2 separate regions of the Homo sapiens genome follow, and region 2 is linked to region 1. A link is a contact called in ENCODE Hi-C or POLR2A ChIA-PET data. All regions are on one chromosome and are shown on one strand. Each heading gives the region's core, a stretch centred on a gene start or an enhancer-like site at or near the end of the contact. The rest is flanking DNA. Distances are from core to core; before and after follow the strand shown.

Evidence for each region. Hi-C counts contacts between places; a loop is a spot of excess contacts on that map. ChIA-PET counts read pairs that join two places held with the same protein, here RNA polymerase II (POLR2A). Pooled maps may share reads with other maps.
Region 2: a loop to region 1 is called in a map of B cell, with 11 times the contacts of the local background. The contact joins the enhancer-like site here to the promoter of SLMAP in region 1. A Hi-C loop is called at or near these places in 7 of 168 maps with a recorded cell type or tissue (B cell, CD14-positive monocyte, CD8-positive, alpha-beta T cell and 4 more), 21 of 37 single-sample maps with no recorded cell type and 11 of 50 pooled maps. POLR2A ChIA-PET finds 5 or more read pairs at or near these places in 16 of 52 experiments (AG04449, B cell, BJ and 12 more).

The regions. Positions count from the first base shown.
Region 1 is chr3:57,755,056-57,757,755 of GRCh38, forward strand. It overlaps SLMAP (sarcolemma associated protein), which reads left to right and starts at 1,254. Exons shown (of 25, transcript NM_001377540.1): 1 at 1,254-1,287; 2 at 1,493-2,700. The coding sequence starts at 2,597. RefSeq lists enhancers at 360-1,262, 852-1,131, 1,162-1,341, 1,263-2,164 and a silencer at 1,712-1,991.
Region 2 is chr3:57,669,947-57,672,646 of GRCh38, forward strand. DENND6A (DENN domain containing 6A) reads right to left here. Exons shown (of 20, transcript NM_152678.3): 2 at 2,454-2,492; 3 at 2,310-2,352. Among named protein-coding and RNA genes, the nearest start is that of DENND6A, 22 kb to the right of the region's middle. Within about 2 kb of position 1,411, at least 7 of the 41 ENCODE cell types and tissues checked have a DNase peak (open chromatin) inside an H3K27ac peak, as active enhancers do; they include B cell, CD14-positive monocyte, CD8-positive, alpha-beta T cell and 2 more, where a contact is called at or near this core.

The DNA.
Region 1 (2,700 bases), core at 4-2,503:
TTGGCTCACCGCAACCTCCGCCTCCCGGGTTCAAGTGATTCTCCTGCCTCAGCCTCCCAAGTAGCTGGGATTACAGGCATGCGCCACCACGCCCGGCTAATTATGTATTTTTAGTAGAGACGGGGTTTCTCCATGTTGGTCAGGCTGGTCTCAAACTCCCGACCTCAGGTGATCCGCCTGCCTCGGCCCCCCCAAAGTGCTGGGATTACAGGCGTGAGCCACCGCGCCCGGCCTAATTGCTACTCTTTATTGAACAACATGGATTAACATTTTGAAGTCTCACCACATCAAGTGAATTAACTATTATTAACATGTCATCCATGAGAAAAAAGAGGCTTGAAAAAGTTTAGAAACTTGCTTAAGGTCACACAGTGGTGGAGCCTGTTATTGCAGGAATCTGAAGAATGAAGTCACCTTTGATTCTAAATGAGTAAGTCTCCTTCTCACTATTTTTTCTTAAAGTTTTCATTTAGCCCTTGCAAAGTCTTCCTTCTTTAGACCAATGACTCCTCATCTTGATATTGTAAGTGGGGGAAATACCCTCTTTTTTCACTTTGGAAATTATTCAATCTCTCTTTGGAAGAAACATGATTTTAAACTTTCTGGACGCTCCTTCTGTGGAAGAATCCGCGCAGGAGCCCTGGGGGCACATAATAGGTTCAGTGAGAAAGACTGTCATTCGAAATGGAATGCGGGAACTAAGATTTTTTTTTTCCGGGAAGAAAACATAACGAATTTAGCAGAGGGGAGAATGGTCCTTCTGTTAGGTGCACAAATCCTAAGACTTCAGGGAGTTTGGCGGCTCACACTTAAGGTAGCTGCGGGTGACTGTGTTGCCCACAGCTAAGATGGCTGCTAATGACCATCTCCTTTGGCTGGGTCTGTTCTTTTGCTCGCTAGTATTTTCATCGAGAATTAAACAGAATAAAATTTAGTAAAAGTTGGCACCCCCTTGCTAAGTAGATAAAATAAGAAGGTGGCACTGTTTGTTTGAAAAACCTTCTACGGCGCAAATTGTTCTTGCCCTTAACCAAAATGGTCGTTAAGGTTGTCCCGAGGTTTGAAGCTTCCAGCCCTTAACTAAGATGGCGCCTGGAGGCCCGTTAAAAATTACCTTGCCCTTTTTTCTGCCCTCTACCAACACGGCTTCCGTGGCGTCGTTCACGTGACATTCCTGGACTACGGCGCGGGAGAGGGGGTAGGAGGGCCCTTGAAGGGTGCGCGTTCCCGTGGCGGTGCACCGGGTAGGTTTCAGTCAGAGTCACTATGGCGGCCGGCGCTGGCAAGGTAAGCTGAGGCGGTGGTGGCGGCTAGGGAGGTAGGACCCGTCGTGGCGTCCTGGCTCCAAATCCTCGTAGCCTGCTTGCGGAGAGGTCGGCGGAGGTCGTGCCTAGCGGTGTGGGCTGGCGGGGGTCTGGCTGGAGGGGGCGACGGCTGAGGCGGGCGGGCTGAGGCGCCTGACGGCCGTTTGTTTTGATGTTTTCCCCACCAGGTCGGAAAGTTTCCTGCCTCGTCGGGCGCAGCTTGAGCTTGCCCCATCGGCCGCGATCGGTGGAGGCTGCGGCGGATCCAGCCCGGGGCCTCAAGGCCTCTCCCCAACCTCCGGGCCAGTCTCCCTCCCCCACCTTCTCGTCCGCCGGGAGCTGCGGCTGCCGTCCCTGAGATGCGACCCTCGCGGGGGCGACCCTGAGGGGAGGCGGCCCATGTGCTGAGCGGCGGCCCAGAAGCCTAGGCGTCCGGGGACCAACTTCCTGCCGCCTGGGAACTCGAGCCTCCCGGTGTCGCGCCTCGCTCGGTCCGCACCGGCCTGCGGAGCCGGGTCCCCGCCCTGGTCGCGGGGACGCTCGCCAGGTGCCCAGGAGTCCCGACTTGGCCACTGCCCGCGCCCCGCCGGCCTCCACGCCTCGCGCGGAGAACCTCAGCCACCGCCGTCTCGGATCGTGCCAGGCCGGGGACCGCGTCCCCCTTCCCGGGGCGGCCTCCGCTCAGCAGGGGCGATGCAGACTGTCCCGCCGGCCGTCTAGAGCCCCTCCGTCTCCGTCACCTCTCGCCCCTTCACTCCGGGCGAGGACTGGCGGTGGCTGCCCAGAGGTGCCCAGCCACACCTTCCTTCGGCCCAAAAGGACTTTCCTGGCCGCGCCGAACCGACCCTTCATTCATGCTGCAGTGCTGCAACGTTTCCGCCACCAAGGGGGAAAAGCGGCCGCGATCTCAAACCAAACACAAGAATTGGCGTGTGACTCATCTGCTTGGATACCTCCAGTCCCCAAACTGTGTTCCAGGAGTTTTCTTGGCCGAAGCTGCCCGATGTTTGAGCCTTTTCTTCCCAGAGAAGAAGATGGACTGAAAGCTGCCAGTTGGGGACTTTTTGTGATCACGGCGTTGCAGCGTTTTAAAGGAGGTGATGGGGCTTGCGCTGGCTTGTCTTCCCACCCAAGTGAAGAGTTGATGTTCACTGGTTATGCTTAGACAATGTGCAGTTTGTGTTAATTTAAAATTTTGGGTGGGATAGGGGCATAGGCTTGTGAAGGGCAGTCCGGATCCGGAGGAACTCCTCTTTGTCCCTGGTAGGAGAGACACCCCCAGTCTATCCTCGATGCCGTCAGCCTTGGCCATCTTCACTTGCCGCCCGAACTCGCACCCGTTTCAGGAGCGTCATGTCTACCTGGACGAGCCCATCAAAATCGGCCGCTCAGTGGC
Region 2 (2,700 bases), core at 161-2,660, 85 kb before region 1:
GAGGCGGAGGTTGCAGTGAGCTGCGATCGTGCCACTGCACTCCAGCCTGGGTGACAGAGCAAAACTCCATCTCAAAAAAAAAAAAAAAAAAGAAAAAAGAAAAAAAAAATCTGTAGGTCATTCATAAGCCAAAAGTACTTAAAAATTTTTTTGATAATGACACATGCAGAGGCTATAAAACTAGATATAGGCTATCTAAACACCACAGAATTAACTTCTTAGCCTTGATGTATGCATGCGGGGGACTTTTCCTCTACCATCTTAGGTTCACTAACTGGGGCCTGTGAAATAAACAGACAACAGATTAACGAGAAAAGATTTAGTTCGAATGCATACAAAGGCTTCAGAGAAAAAAAGTAAAAACCCAAAGAGGTGGTTAAACTTGGGAGCTTAGATACCATTTTAACAAAAGAAACTAAAATGCAGACAAAGGAAAAAGGATTTGGACTTCTAGGGGTGGTAATCTGTGGGAAGGTAAACATATGGGTAAAACTAATGAAAGATAAGGGTTATTTTAGCAAGGCTTATTTATGCAGAATTAAGCTGGTACCATCTCCAGTGATAAAGAGTTTTCTCTGGTGATTCAGAATTTTCTCCTCTTCCTGGTATGGGAAAGGGAAGGGGTGACACCTTCACAAAAGGAAATGTATGTCCTGCTTTTAGGCATATAGGGGGAGGGTAAAGGGCTCTTTTTGCATCTGCTGTTTCTCAGTTGCCTTCAACTCAAAATAATTCTTAAGCCAAAGTGGTATATTTGGGGGTGGTATATTCTGATCCCCTTCATGCTCATATAGAGAAGTGAAAAAGAGAGAGGAGCCATGACAACCAGCTATGATCTGAAAGAGAAGAGCATCCAGCATAATTCACTGGGATTCCATGCAGAAAGTCAGTTCATTCTGCAATCCATACAACTCAGCTTACTCTGAGACCTGGAAATCTAACCCATCACAGTATATAAGAAGTGTATGTACAGATTTTATAAGAAAAATGTTAACTGAAATGAAGATACATTCCTACAAGACCTCTGCATCATTATTTCATAAATGGGTCAAAAACACCAAAATAATTCCAGGTCAGAAAAAACCCCTTACTGGGATCTCTAAAAGGCAGTATCTAATTTACCAAGATACCACTTTTCTTTCATATAGTTCACCAAAGCTGAGTTCCAAATGGATAGGAAAAAAATTCTGGAAGCATTTATACAGAAAGGAGAAAATGCTAAAAAAAATTTTGTTTAACTGTCAAATCTCTCAAATCAGATTAAATGAACTAACTAGCACAATATTAGAAGTAACCGGCCGGGTGTGGTGGCTCACGCCTGTAATCCCAGGACTTTGGGAGGCCGAGGTGGGCAGATCACGAGGTCAAGAGATCGAGACCATCCTGGCTAACATGGTGAAACCCCGTCTCTACTAAAAATACAAAAACAAAAAATTAGCCGGGACTGGTGGCAGGCGCCTGTGGTCCCAGCTACTCGGGAGGCTGAGGTGAGAGAATGGTGTGAACCCGGGAGGCGGAGCTTGCAGTGAGCTGAGATCGCGTCACTGCACTCCAGCCTGGGTGACAGAGCGAGACTCCATCTCAAAAAAAAAAAAAGGAAGTAACCACAAAAGGAAAGAAAACTAGACTGTCTCTGCTATAGGGTTATAACTGTGTGTGGCCTGAGAAGCTAAATGTTTTGGTCACTATAAGCCAAGAAAAGCTAGTTTGAAAGTGAAACACAAGAGGTAACCTGAAGGATGTCAACGATTAGGACCACACAAAAGGAAGAGCTTGAAAGAGACTAACAAAACCAAGCTCAACAATAAACAGACCCTTGTATGTTTTTTTCTATACACCAAGCACTACGCCAAGGCTTTACCTATATTAACCCATATAAACTACTGCACGTAACTTATGGCCTTGCTTCCTAACCAAATTTATCCTGGCTTTTTTTAGGTTCACTGCTTTTACAGAGTTCCTGGTAAGCTCCCAAATTCTGAACTGAAAGTAAACTACATACTATATAAACTATTTAATACATACTCCACGAATCCCAAATATACCAATGTCGCTGATTTTCAACCTCTTCACTATTTTAAGAGTTTATTGTTCCTTGATGGTTTACCTCATCACACCATAACAGTTATTTTAAGAGTTGAAGCTACTAAAATCAACGATGACATGACTAGGCATCATTAAAATAGGAATAAAAATCATTGATCTGTTTGCAATCTAATATGCTATTTCAATCAATTTTCATACATTAACAGTATAACCAGTATTCTTAGTATAAAATTAAACAGAAACACTGTATGAAAAACAGTTACCTGAATTTGAATCTGGAAAAGACAAATAGCAAATATTGGTTTTCTGAAAAAGAAAACAAAAGTGATGTATGCTGACACATACATAATCAATAAAAACAAACAGAAATATAACAGTAAACTATACAGAGCAGTATTTTTACTTACTTCTCTGTCAGTAAGTTTGGAATGCTGAGGATAAATTACCTGGAAGAAAAGAGTTAAATTTTGTTAAACATATTATAAACATTAGTTATAAACATATTATAGGCCAGGCACGGTGGCTCACGCTGGTAATCCCAGCACTTTGGGAGCCCAAGGCAGGCGGATCACTTGAGGTCAGGTGTTTAAGACCAACCTGGCCAACATGCCGAAACCCCGTCTCTACTAAAATTACAAAAATTAGCCAGGTGTG